Regions from separate parts of the Homo sapiens genome. Here regions 1 and 3 are each linked to region 2. A link is a loop called in an ENCODE intact Hi-C map of the cell type or tissue named here. Cell type or tissue: Caco-2. All regions are shown on one strand.

Region 1 (5,000 bases), 130 kb after region 2:
TGGCATCTAAGAAGAGAAGAACCATAAAACAGCCAACAGCCATTCACTCGAAAGTGCCGTGGGGCAGTTTGAGGCAGCAGCTAAAACTACAAGGGGTTTTACCCACTCCAGTGGCAAGTGAATTCAAGAGCTTACAGTAGGTTGAAAAGGACTGAAGTCGTCTAGTTTCTGTGAACTCTGAAAATTGGCCCACTAAGTTCTCTTCCAAAATGGAGCTCCACACAGAGGAAAACTGCAGAGGATGGGATTAAAATGGAACAGGATAAAAGGCAATAGAAACCATGGAAAGAACGTCTTGATAAAAGTGGGACAGGAGAACAGAGACAGACAGAAGGAAATATCTTAAATGTGTAAGTAACTAAGTCATCTCCTTCAGAGAGGAATTGTTTTTGCTTTAGCTTTATTCCTGATGTCACCAACAACCCAGGCCAATGTCAGAAACTTAATTTTCAGGCTGAGAGTTTTCGTGGACCACACAGGTATTGTTAATACTGTCCCCTAACCCACAAAAGTACATGCCTCCAGCTAGTCCCAAGTCTATAATAACCTTGGTGATAGTGGTGGGTTGATTTGCCCTAATATATTCTTTTTTTTTTTTTTTTAGGTGGAGTTTCCCTCTGTCACCCAGGCTGGAGTGCAGTGGTGTGATGTTGGCTCACTGCAACCTCCACCCCCCGGGTTTCAAGCAATTCTCCTGCCTCAGCCTCCTGAGTAGCTGGGATTATAGGCGCCCGCCACCATGCCTGGCTAATTTTTGTATTTTTAGTAGAGATGGGGTTTCACTATGTTGGCCAGGCTGGTCTCGAACTGCTGATCTCAGGTGATCGCCCGCCTCAGCCTCCCAAAGTGCTAGGATTATAGGCGTGAGCCACCACGCCTAGCCTACCCTAATATACTTTCTATGAGAGTTGTACTTTGAATTTTTCCGCTTTACTAAAGTACTTCTGATCTGACCACCATACTTTTAGGGCTTGAAGCTTTGTTTCCAGAGCCAAAAATATGTGCCCAGTAAAAATCCAAGCCCTGAGCCATCAGGAATTGACAGACGCCCTCAGATTAAAAACAAACTCTAGATGGAGCTTGCTGCTGTTGAATCACTCTTCATTCTTTGGCCTCCAATTCTTTCTATTACTAGAGCTCAGGCTTATTTATTTAAAGCTTGTCATATTTTATCTAGCATTTCAGGTGTTCCACACCATGAGGGATTTCTCTGTATATTTAATCTGGCAAATTGATTAAAATATAAAATGTGTTTATCTATTTGCCATTGTGCATCCTAATTCATAGCTTTAAGTAAATATCTCCCATATACAGGCATAAAGTGGATGTTTTTGTCAAGATTTCCCTGAACTCCAGACTCATCTAGTTACCCCCAAACCAGCTACACCTATACTCTTAACATCTCAGTAAATGGCAACTTCAAACTTTCATTGCCCAAGCTGAAAGCCTGATAGTAATTCTTCTTTCTTTCTCTCCCACCCTTAATCTCATGCACCAGAATCCTTGTTAGCTCTGCCTTCAAAACATATCTAGAATAATATTATTTGTTACCATCTCAACCAATCCCACCACAATCCAAATCAGCACCAACTCTCACCTGGATTATTCTAATAACAGGTACTACACTTCTAACTTTTCCTTCCTGCAGCCTTGTCTCAACACAAGCAGAGTGACACTGTTGAAATACTAAGTTAGATCATGTCACTCTTCTGTCAAACCCTCCTGGTGGCTTATTTCATGCATACTGAAGACCTAAATCAGTACAAGGACCTGAAGGACTGCATCTGTCTGATCCTATCACCTACTACCATACCCCTTGTTTGCTCTGACTCAGACATATACACCTTCCTATTCTTCAAAAACGCTGAGCTATTTCCACTTCAGAATCTTTGCAGTGGCTGTTTTCTCTATCTGTCTGTAATGCTCTTCTTCCAGATATCTATCTGTATGGCTCCTTCTCTTACCTCTTTAAGTCTTTGCTGAAATGTCACCTTCTCTATGAAGCCTACACTGTTCACCCTATTTAAATGAATCCCCTACTCCAGCAGTTCAAGTCTACTTACCATGCTTTATTTTTTATAGTACTAAATATCTTTTCACTATACTATATACTGTGTAATATAGTTATTTCTTACATTTATTTTCTGTCTTTCCATATTAGAATATAAGCTTTATGAGGTCAAGATACTGTCCTTATTGTTTTGTTCTCTGATGTATACACAGAACCTAAAAGAATGCCTGACCACTTTGAAGGCACTCCATAAACATTAGTTGAATGAATGCATGAATGAAAGGTATCGTAAAGAAAATATGGTAACACATGGATTCTTTTTTGCTGTGCAAATTTAAATAGCATTATGGAAAATCTTCTAAAAAGAATTTGACATCATTAGAGAACAGAATGATTCTGAAATGGAAACTCATATTGAATTCTATCCAGATGATTCAAATCTAATTACTTTTAAATTTTTGTCAATGATTTTCCAAATGGACTGTTTTCTCCATGCTACAATGCATTTCTTGAGTTAGAGTGTCACCTTAAGACGTAACTGTGGTACTTGTATTGCTGTTCTCAGGAATAGTAGCTAAATGGAAGGTCTCGAGAATCAGACTCCCTTGAAATCCTGACTCCTCCATTTCTTATCTATATGACTTGTGTCAGCTCCTTTAACCCCTAATTCTCAAATTTCTTAGTTATAAACATCAAAACTGGGGGGCTAATTTGGACCCTCCATTTAAGCAGTGGTTTTTGTTCTGATTACTCCCATCCTTAGGCAATACTGTAATCCTTTGAATTCTTTGTTAGGAATTGCCAGAGACAACCTGGATTTCTTTGGTTAATATTTGTTCATACTTCCAATGACCTGCTTGCAGAATTATGCAATGTTAGTATTTTTTATCTATTGATGTTTAAACTTGGAAATACCTAAATGATATTATTGGTACCAATCTGTCTAGTAAAGCTGGAGCACCAGTTTTTATGGGCAGACGTTAAATGTCATAATATGCCAGAAGCTCGTAGCAAGAAGACAGGAGGAGACCTTCAGGTGCAAGTATTCCCAGGTTAGAAGACCAGCTGACATCTTACTCCCTAATGCTTTTGGTGAAAGTGAGGTGTTAAACTGTGAATAGATTGTGGTGAAATGTTGTAATGAAGTGGGTATCTGGAATGATTTACATAAGTCACTGTCAAAGCATACATTCTTTGACAGAGTATACATCCTTTGATTTAGTAAAACTGCAGGGTAGCTCCCATTAGGTTATGGGATATATTATTGAAACCCTTTGAAGATTCTGCAAGTCAGACTTACCTTTATCTTCTATCCATTAGCCTAGGCACTTCACAGACCAAGTCTGCTGCCAGGTTATCAGAACCACATTAAGTAGCCAAATTCACCCTGAAAGATATCCATTGAACAAAACATTTCATATTATTACATTTGGATTGCCTTGAGTCAGCCTTAAGTTATTTTGTTTCTTAAGTTTATTTTTAGTTTACTCTTAGAAACTCACAGTTTTCTTTAAAATATATGTGAGGACATTTGTTACTATTTATTTCTTATTTTCTTTCACTACAATCCAGTTTCCATTCTTGTAAGTTCAAACTATTGTAAGTAATTGCTAACACTTTTTCAGGAATACCAGAATACTCTTAGATGACTTCTGACATTTTACCTCACAGAATATGACAAAGGGAAGAAAGTAAAATACACTATCTATTTGTTATTATTATCTTTATTATTGCATTCACTATCTGGGTTTAGTTGTTACATTTTAATTCCAGATATATTAGAACATTTTGCACAAATACAAAATGTAGAATATCTTTGAGCAGCTTGTATAACACTTGCACCCTCAATACTGTTTAATAGGTACTGAGAGGATCTTTGAAATAAACTTCATATTTATGCAGTAAAATATTGCATAGCTGACACTGTTTCTCCTAGCCTCTGCTACTGGGACTTTACGAGGTATCACATTTCCTTTAGCAAATTTTTCATAATGCCACTGAATATTACACAGTAAAGAGCTGACCCCATCTCTTTTCTGGTATGTTATGAGCCACTTTAAGCCTGTCAACTGCTAAACTACAATCCAATGCAAAACACTGCTGTTTGCCTATGGGCTACAATTTTTTCATTATCCAATTTTATCTGAAATCATTTGTATACAATAAGACAACTTCAGCTGCAGGGGATGGAAAGCAAAATACTTGAGCAGTTCAGATTAAAAAAATATTATTTTGATTCCCTCTGTGCCCCAATTTATGGCCACTAGAGGGGTCTCTATTAATCAGCACAGCCTTCTTCTCCTGACATCTATTTAATCCTTAAAATATTAGATCCAGATCTTCCTATGGCTTATTTTCCCCATTCAAGCCACATGGTTATATTTCATGCTTTGTAGATTGCTAGAAGGAAAAATAGCAACCTCAACCTCCTGTTGCTTAAATAATAAGACATTTACTAATGCATTAAAAAGAAACTTGTTTCAATATGTGGTAGACACACACACACATATATGTAATCAAATCAGCAGAAATGAGATCCCAATCTTTGATGTCATTGACAGCTGTCAGGATGTGGTATTACTTGCCATCATCCTTCTAATGGAGTCACAATCGAGAAGGTAAAAGTCTAAGTAGTGCTTTGATGATGAGGAAATGTGCTATATTAAACAGGACTTTTTCTTTTTTTTTCTTCTTTTTTTTAAAAATTTATTTATTTATTTTTATTGATCATTCTTGGGTGTTTCTCGCAGAGGGGGATTTGGCAGGGTCATAGGAAAATAGTGGAGGGAAGGTCAGCAGATAAACAAGTGAACAAAGGTCTCTGGTTTTCCTAGTCCACAGTGTTTGTGTCCCTGGGTACTTGAGATTAGGGAGTGGTGATGACTCTTAACGAGCATGCTGCCTCCAAGCATCTAAACAGGACTTTTTCTATGACAGGTAACCTAAAACCCAACCAAAATGACATAAGCACAAACTAAATTTTTGTATA
Region 2 (5,000 bases):
AAACTGCTCACTGCAACGATTTTCATATAATTTCTTCATGCCTGTACATAAGGCAGATAGGAATATGCAAATATATAAATCACAAGGATGCAGAAGTCTTCAACGTGTTACCAGTATTAGCATCTGGCCTGGATTGCAGAATTCATCTCTGGCACCATTTATTAAGATAAATTTTATTATCTAGTTTCTTACTTTATACTTAAAATCCTGAATCATGTTCAAAACTTGCAGGTTTTTGCAGTCACTAAATGTTTGCAATAAATCTCTTAAAATACATTAAATTATTTAAAATAATGACTAAATTTATTTTAAACATATTTATATGTGCTGGGTTAGGTGATATTAAACAACTTTTATTGGGTTTGTAGTACTCTGTTTTACTAGAAACTGTATATAGCCAACTGAAGCCTCCCTGAAGGCAGCATACAGAGTGACTATTCCCTGAATAGTTCACTGTTATTAACTGGCATGCCAGTTCCTTCAAAGCACTTGACTAAAATTGCTTATGAAAAAATTTCCAGGTGATGGAATGAACATAATGTTAAAAGTGCCCACAGTTTTTGGTGCTGCACACTGTTCTTCACACATTTAATCGTGACAGTAACCCTGGATAATAGCCATTATCTCCCATTTTATGGATAAGGAAACTGAAGATTAGATAGATATAGAATGTTGTCAGGGTCTCACAGCCGATACTAGTCAAAGTCAAGATTTAAACCCACGTTTTTTTATTCTCACTCACAGTATAGTCCTTTCTCTCTCATAATTTATTAAATTCCTCTGTTTAAACATATCAGTAAAAGATGGTGGAAGGATAGGGTAGATGCTTTAATTCCAAGCCCCAGAAACCTGTCCCATGTTTTTTCTGAGAGTTTGAAAACTAGGAAAGAATATTATAGTTTGACTGCATATTGGGAGTGAAAGGGAAAGCAATTAATCCAATCATAAAAAGGAGGTGCACTGAGCAAACAATTTAAGAAGAGTTTTTTCATAACGTTGAAGGCTTAAAAGCATAGCAGTTGGGCAATATATTTTATGAAATACCTGTTATTTAATATGAGGCCGTAATTGAAGCTAATTTAGTCTTTCAGGTATGTTTTAGAATACAAAACATGCTCATTATCCACTGACTTATTTTACAGCTATGTTATTGTACATGACCAACAATCTTGTTTGATTCACTTTTTAAAGAGGTAAATGAAGCACAATTATGTCTTCAAGCAACAAAAAAGATAACAATACTATAATTTAAAGTGACATCTAATGTCCAATCTGTCCTTAGAATAGATAATTTTATGCCACACAAAGTTTAAGTCATAATTGGATCGCTATCTTTTTATTATTCACTTGTATTTTCTATATAATTCTTGATAATTTGGCCATTGACATTAAATTATAACTAGAAGCACAAAGTGGACTCTTGCTTTGGAAATATAATTACAAAAGACAAGCAACCAAAAGCAAAAACAGCCTCTAAGATGCAATAGTAATGTATATTTGTTATTTGTCTTCCCAACGTTTGTTGGGTCTCTATTTCTCCTTCTTTCAGCTTTGACGCTTGAATGGTGTATGATAGGCTAGAATAATGATCCCCAAAAGAAACCCAGATCCCACTCTCTGGAACTTGTGACTGCTATTTTATATGGCATAAGTAATTTTTCAAGTGTGATTAAGCTAAGGATCTTGACATAGGGAGATAATCCTGCATTACCTGGACAGTTTTGACATGTAAATTTCAAGGTTCCTTATATGAGGGAGGATAATTGTAGAAGAAGGCAATGTGACCACTAAAGCAAGATGTTACACTGTTGGCTTTAAAGACAGACAAAGGGGCCAAGAGCCAAAGAATGTATCTATAGAAGTTAGAAAGGCAAGTAAACGGATTCTCGCCCAGAGCCTCCAGGGAGAGCACAGCCTTGACACCTTAATTTTGACCTGGTAAGACTGGTTTCAGACTTCTGACTTCCAGAAATGTAAGAGAATAAATGTATGTTTTATTAGCCCACAAAGTTTGTGGTGATGTTTTAGAGCAGCCATAGGAAATTAATACAGATGGGGTTCAGGGGTGGAACCAGTGACCTATTTCTGTTTTTCTTTTTTTTTTCTTTTTTCTATTTATTTATTTATTTATTTATTTATTTATTTTGAGAACAAGTCTTTCACTGTCACTCGGGCTGGAGTGCAATGGTGCGATCTCGGCTCACTGCATCCCCTGCCTCCTGGTTCAAGCGATTCTTCTGCCTCAGCCTCCCAAGTAGCTGGGATTACAGGCGTGAGCCACCATGCCCGGCCCACCAGTGACCTATTTCTAAGCTAATCAATATATCCCATTTTTCTACCCACAATCAGACAGTTCAAAATGGCTTAAGTTACCCAATCAGAGGTAAAAGCAGGAATGCTGAAAAGAGATAAGGGAGTTGTCCCATTAGGCTGAATCTTAGAGGATGTGAAAGCTGGAAAGCTGAAGCCATCTACTGTTCACAGGGGAAAACCTGCATAAGTGTAAAGCCAAATGGAGACCTGGAGGAGATGTGAGTGCAGAGAGCAAAAGACAGAAAGCAAAAAGAGTAGAGGAGTGCAAAGGAGGAGGATTTGCTAAGTGCTGACAGTATTTGATATCTCAAGTACCTCAAGATATATCTTAAACCACCCTGCCCCCTGCACTTCTGTTAAGTGAACGAATCAGCTTCCTATTTTCATAAACCAGGTTGGCTGCCTTTTCTGTCATTTGCAAGTGAAAGGGCTACATGTGAACCCATCTTTAGGTTTGAGTTTTAATTTTTTTTTTTTTAAGTAACAAAGGTCAGTACAATTGTATGACTGATAGCATGTATACTTTACTATGTAAACATCATTGGAGACTGTATGAACAGGCACACTTCAAATATTTAAAAGATAAGATTATAAGCAATAAATATTAGAGCTGGCCACATAATCATCAGGGAGTAGACTGGGAAGACAAACCCTAAGGGAGGAGGTTAATTTACTTGGGCAGGATTCCAGTCCTATTTACTTAGGGACTCTTTTGCCAAATTCTAGTAGGGGTCCTCATACCTAATGTATCAGGACACATTATCCAATCCTAAACTACTTTATATTATGAATAAAATATTGCTTTAACTGATCTTTGTCTTTTTAAATATTAAACAGCTGTTTAGACATTTCTTTTGGTGCTGTTTAGTTACCACTATGTTTCAATCCCAGAGTAAATAGAGAAGATTGTCTCCCCACCACCAACACCTTTCACTTGCCACCAGCATAGAACATTTGTTTTCTGTGAAAAGAACCAATATTGCATTAAAAAATTAAAAGTCCATAGTTTGAAATAGACTTTGGTATCTGTAAAGTTACTATGGTGAGGTAAATTACTTGAGTGAAAGTATTGGATAAGTTCCACATTAGCTAAAAGATAGGACAGACAATTTGCAGATTGTACTTGCCGTTTTTGTAGGACATAGTCTTGTTAGGACTTTCTTTATTATCTTCAAGAGACAATTGTTCTAAGTAAAAATAGTAATAATGGCATAATAGAAATGTCCAGGATATAAATATGATTATCTTAAAGTTTTGCCTGAAAATATGAGTATCAGATAAATCGATCACTCATAGACAGCCCTTAATTTTCTCAGATGATTTGATTTTCTGATGTAGTAGCTGATTTGCAGAATGTATGATACCTAGTATTAGTAAATAACAACACCAATTCCTCCCATAAAAAGTTCAATTAAGTGCTCTGTTCTAAGTCTTCCATTTGAGGCTATTTCTATTGGTAAAAAGTTAATAATGTGACAATCTATATATTTTGTTGTTAAATATAACTCCATATTGATTTGATATAATATCTAGATATATAATCCATGACTGATGACTACTTGGAGCCATCTTCTGAAGAAAGGGAGGAAGCTGTTGAAAACAGACCAATGGCCAATCAGAGATTCAGTCAAGGATGGTCACTATAATTTTACCAGTTTCAATGCCTTTGTAAATGTAGAAGAATATATTTTTACTGAAGTACAGTCATTCTGGCAGAAAAGATGGTTAGGAGTAGTTAGGAGCGGCTTATCAATTAGGACTAATTTATACCGTGAAAATATTAAACCTAGCTTGTTTTTGACACCACATGCTTAAGTGACTTGTTCTCTCTCTCTCATTAGCCTATAGATGTCAATGCTTCCACTGAACACAGAAAAATAATATGCTGTTTCTCATATCTACCTAACGGTGACCACTAGACTATCAAATACCAGAACTATAATTTACTAGCTTCATTACCAGCTTCTTCCTGAGATGTTAACTTGTCAGTACCTGGAGACCTTGTCTAAATTTCGTGATTTCTTTCACTTGGGACTTATAAGTGCAGTTTCATTATTCCTTTCTCTCTAATAAAAGTTTATGTTATAAATACAAACTTTAAATGATAAATGGAGAATCTCTGAATCACCAAAGAAATTTTTATAAAGACACAGTCTGTAAAATCTAATTCCCACATGACCCAGATACAACAAAGTACAAAACTTTTCATGTATTGGCTAGGCACGGTGGCTCACGCCTGTAATCCCAGCACTTTGAGAGGCTGAGGAGGAAGGATCACTTGAGATCAGGAGATAGAGACCAGCCTGGCCAACATGGTGAAACCCCATCTCTACTAAAAATATAAAAATTAGCTGGGCATGGTGGTGCACGCCTGTAATCCCAGATACTTGGGAAGCTGAGGCATGAGAATCCCTTGAACCCGGGAGGCCAAGGTTACAGTGATCCAAGATCGCAACACTGCACTGCAGCCTGGGCAATAGAGTGAGACTGTCTAAAAAAAACAAAACAAACAAACACACACACACACAAAACATGTTTTATGCATTAAGTAAGTAGATGAGTTAAGAAAACATGGTATGTGATTAAAATAGCAGTGAACCACATTCCAATGGCATATATACTTATTGCTTGGGATTTATGAGGGATTGGTTGCAGGACCCACCCCCTATACCAACATCCACTGATGC
Region 3 (5,000 bases), 68 kb after region 2:
GAGTTAGCATCAATCTTTTTATCTTACATTATTTTGATCTCTGGAAGCCTGGTTGTCAAAAGTACCCTGTCTTAGTTTCTAACAAAGATGGACATATTTGCCTTTTCCTATCTCCACGCAAAAAGTTGGACAAATACGTAGAACTCTATCTGACCATCTGGGTTTCATTTTAACTTTTACTTTACGTTCTGGTTCTTTACCTCCTCTACCAATTATACTGAAGAAATAAAAGAAGAGAACAGTAAAATTCCTGTGAAAGAATCACTCCAGGGATCTTGGAATTTTATTGGTTATCAAGGTGAAAGGAAACTCATTCTCTGTGATATCTGAAATTACAGGACTGATAATTTAAAGCCCTTATACCAATAGTTTGTATCACATATAAAAGTCCACAGTGGAACTTGAGAGAATCCTACATGAATTTCTAACTCTTCATACACACTATCTTACTATCATAAACATTGAAAACATTATGAAATAATCTGAAATGAATATGATTAGATATGTTTTTAGTAGTAGCCTACTTGAGAAATAATATTAAACCAACAAGACTTCTTTTAAAAATGTGCAGTATCCCAAAGCTATAAGAGATAAACAAAATTGTTTCATTCCTGGCTCCAAACTCTTGGCTTTTTACTTCCTCTGTTATACCTGCCTCTGTAACTCTTGAATTTGGCACATTTTTAGACTCTTCTCCTGCCATTGTGTATATTGGTTCCTGATATGGTTTGGCTCTGTGTCGCCTTCCAAATCTCATGTTGAATTGTAATCCCCATGTGTTGAAGGAGGGGCTTGGTAGGAGGTGATTGAATCACAGGGGTGGACGTCCCTCTTGCTGTTCTTGTGACAGTGAGTGAGTCCTCATGAGATCTGGTTGTTTAAAAGTGGGTAGAACCGGCTGGGCACAGTGGCTCACGCCTGTAATCCCAGCACTTTGGGAAACTGAGGTAGGCGGATCACGAGGTTAACAGATCGAGACCATCCTGGCCAACATGGTGAAATTCCATCTCTACTAAAAATACAAAAATTAGCTGGGCATGGTGGCACGTGCCTGTAGTCCCAGCTACTCGGGAGGCTGAGGCAGGAAAATTGTTTGAACCCGGGAGGTGGAGGTTGCAGTGAGCCAAGATCGCACCACTACACTCCAGCCTAGCGACAGAGCAAGACTCTGTCTCAAAAAAAAAAAAAAAAAAAAAAAAAAAAAGTGGGTAGAACCTCTCCCTTCACTCTCCTGCTCCTGCTCCGCCATATGAAGAAGGTGCTTGCTTGCCCTCCACTTTCCGCCATGACTGTAAGTTTCCTGAGGTCTCCCCGCAACGCTTCCTGTACAGCCTGTGGAACTGTGAGTCAACGAAACCTCTTTTCTTCATAAATTACTCAGTCTCAGGTAGTTTTTTATAGCAGTGTGAGAATGAACTAATACAGTTCGCCTGCCCGTGATGACTCCTTTAACCTCACTGTCTCTCCTATCCTCAAAGGCCAGTAATTGAATTTTCTGTAAAAATAGAGGATTTGCAAAGTTTCCCTTGTGCTTCACAGACATCTTCAGAAAGAAACTTGAATTTGACATGTTCAAAACTGAATCTACTGTCATCCAAACAAGCCACATCCTTCTTTTGACTTCTATATATCAGACCACACCACCAGCATTCTTTCAGTTACCCAAACTTCTTTTCCCCTTTCTCCTCATAATGTCAAGCCATATAGGCTCCACCTCAAAATTCTCACATCCCTTTTAGCTTTTCTATTCCAAGCTCAGTAACCTCTTAACCCGTTTCCCAGCCACCAGCTCTTACCATTTCAATCAGGCCTGTGAACCACCTCTCAAATAATTATTTTAATAACAGATCCAATAATATTACTTCCTTGACAAGAAGTCCTCAATGTTTCTCATTGCCTACCAACTTAACGTAAATTCTCTCTCTGGCATTCAAGATCATCTAAAATATATCTGGCACTTATCTTGCTCTACACCTTACACCCTGATTTGGACCTTAAACTCTCACCATGCTCAATAGCCCAATCTTCTCTGAACAGACCTGAACTTTGTTCCCTTGCTGTCTTCCCCCGCCACACCCCCACTAAGAATCATCCTAGTCCCTTCTGTCCAGAACAACACTTTCCAATAGAACTTTCTGTGAGAATGGAAATGATCTACAATTTTGTGCTGATGAATACAGTAGCTGGAAGCAACATGTAATAGTTAACTCTTGGACATTTGGCTGGTGCAACTGGAGAGTTAACTTCTTAATTGTATTTGATTCTAATTAATTTAAACTTTCACATGTGGCTGGTGGCTACTGGACAGTGCAAGCCTAGATGCTGTTTTCATTTCATAGAATTTTCTCCATTCTCTAGAGGTCAACCATCTACTCTGATGCCATCACTGATTTCCCTGGTTGGGATAATTTTTTTTTACCCTTATAATAATTTAACTGTGTCTTTTTCACAGCTTGTATTACTCAATAAGATAATATGAAAAAAAGCAGTGATGACAGGCCTAGATTCTAGATGCACATTGCCATACACTAGCTGTGTAACTTTGGGCAATTTTTCTCGTTTCTCCAAGCATCAGTTCCATCATTGATCATTTCATCATACCTCACAAGGTGTGAGGATTAAATAAGAAAAAAAAAAACAAGTAAAATGCTTAGTTTGGTTTTATGGTAAGTATTTGTGTGCAAATCATTGATAAATTCTTTACAATTATGAATTCAGTATCTGTTGAGCATTCACTCATCACTTTGCATGCCAAAATAAGTAAAATACAGTCCCCTGCCATCCTTTAACTCATAGACTGATGTGGCAGTGATTCTTATCTTAAGTGTCCTTCTGCATTTTGAGTCCTGAAGAGCAGAAATTGTGCTTGCTTTATCTTTAGGGCCTGCTAAGAGCTTTGAACGATATTAGGTACATAAGATACTATCAATAAATATTTGCTAAAAGAGTGTTAATCTCCTCCTCCACCCTTTTTAAAACATAGGTAGGCTTTGTTTGTACTTCTCCAATGACATCTATTTTACTCTATCTTGTATTGCAGTTACTTGTTTGTGCATTTAATCCATCCTCTCCCTACCTCTCAAACACTACCTAATCAATATATATTTGAGAACAGTGTCTACCTCATTGCTTTTGATGTTTATATTATATAGTCATTGTGTTCCTCAGGAATTCAGTAAGTGCTTTCCTCCCTTTTCCTTTTCTAGTAAATAAATGGAATTTAAAGCTAAACTGAGGTATCAAGAAATGAAAACAGGAATTTCTATTGTTCTCTGCACATGTATCCTGTGGGAAGGTTAAACAGGATTTTGACTTTACCAGTTCTTTTCCCATGCTTACTTTCAGATATTTCTCTATGAAGTAGACTATGCCCTGGATTGTGCAGTATAAAACAAATGTTTAGTTTTTTAGGTTTTTTTTCTTTTTTTAAATAACGTTCTGAACATTGTTAACACATGGCACAATATTTTAGATTCCTATGGATAGCAATGCTCCCACATTGTAGCTGCAACTTTGTGTCCCTAAGAATTAAGAATAGAGTATACTTTATGTGATCTTTATATAATTTTCTATACAATAATACCTGTCTAGTGTACACCGATTATAATACTCACTTGTGGAAAGATTTTTGGTGATATGGAGTGATTTGCCTAATCTTGTTTCATTTTTACTCTCTAAATCTTATTTTACAATTATAATTCCTATTATTTGAATGTATAGGTCATCTTTACTAGCTACAGTAAAGCCATCTTTATTACTCTAAAACACCAATTGCTTCTGAATCATGACACTCTGTTAAGGCAAAGAGTTTTTTAAATTTATGATTAAAAGTTATCCTTGACTTTCCATCTCAGAACTGTAAGTTGTAAAATACAACCACCACCAAATAGTTTGCAAGTAATAAATGTCTCTTTAAATATAAAAGAAAAATGATATTAATTAAAAGTTTTTAAAAGTGAAAATTATGCTTATAAAAATAAAAATCAGAAGTCATTTTTAGCCTAAAGCCAGCAAAATATAACTATTACAAATAATTTACAATTTAAACAATAAAATTAAAAAAGAAAGACTATGAATTTGACTAAAGTTATAAAGTGTAACTGCATGAGCTCACTGTCTTTTCTAATATATCCTACTAATTAGAAGCATACGAAAAATACATCTAAACACTAAATAAAAATTTTAGCTTGAGGTTTGGGCAATACTTATGCTCTTGAAATTATTTACCACTGCTAAGTAAGCTTTAAACTGGGTATAATTTAATAAATGTTAGGTTAAATCATTGGTGTTTTGTGAAATTCAACTAGTATTACATGATCCTGTCTGACTGAGGCTTTGCACATTCCATACACACTCTTCAGAGAAGATAATTACACACTGAGAAAGCTTTGCAATAAATCAGGTGGACTTCTGAAAGCAAATTACTATTAAGAGGTGAGGCACTTTTGTCATATTTGCTGGAATTTGCTGGAAAATCATATAGAAACATGTGATTTGTTTTATAGATTCTCAAGCTTATATTTATAATATTCTTCAACAGAGTAGATTATTTCCTTATTATTAACTAGGTGACCTTCCAGAATCTATTAGAATTTCTATAACCCCTAAACCCTCAGTCGTGTAATAGCACAAAATTAACAAAAAAAAAAGTCATCAAGTGATTATTTAAATAAAAACTGTTTTTATCACTTTTATTTTGGAATAAAAATGTTTTAAAGGGCACATTTTCACTTAGGAAATGCTGAAAGATAAACTGCTTCTTTGACATGGGAAACTAGAAACATATAAAGGATATCTTAAAATATTACATTGGCGTTAGCAGGGAAGTGAGTTAAAAAGGAAATGAGTGGAATTTCATAAAATATACCTAACTTAAAAAAAAGTATTAATCTGTTCAAATCAGTTCTTATATTGCTAGCTAGAATCTGATCTCTTTACTGAATCAATTTGTTGTTGAATAATATTAATGCCCCTTTTTTCATATTAAATATGGAATGACA

Evidence for each region. Hi-C counts contacts between places; a loop is a spot of excess contacts. Peaks named below come from ENCODE experiments on the same cell type or tissue, not always from the same donor. Only the 100,000 strongest peaks of a DNase experiment are listed, where the experiment ranks them.
Region 1: a loop joins it to region 2, with 9 times the contacts of the local background. A loop is called at or near these places in 1 of 110 quality-filtered maps.
Region 3: a loop joins it to region 2, with 8 times the contacts of the local background. A loop is called at or near these places in 1 of 110 quality-filtered maps.

Annotation. Positions count from the first base shown.
Region 1 is chr3:152,934,898-152,939,897 of GRCh38, forward strand. No RefSeq gene overlaps it. Among named protein-coding and RNA genes, the nearest start is that of P2RY1, 100 kb to the left of the region's middle. In Caco-2, no CTCF peak of the experiment used is centred here; no DNase peak of the experiment used is centred here.
Region 2 is chr3:152,809,660-152,814,659 of GRCh38, forward strand. It overlaps the pseudogene ATP5MGP5. Among named protein-coding and RNA genes, the nearest start is that of P2RY1, 23 kb to the right of the region's middle. In Caco-2, no CTCF peak of the experiment used is centred here; a DNase peak (open chromatin) is centred at 2,502.
Region 3 is chr3:152,877,957-152,882,956 of GRCh38, forward strand. No RefSeq gene overlaps it. Among named protein-coding and RNA genes, the nearest start is that of P2RY1, 45 kb to the left of the region's middle. RefSeq lists a silencer at 1,931-2,131. In Caco-2, no CTCF peak of the experiment used is centred here; no DNase peak of the experiment used is centred here.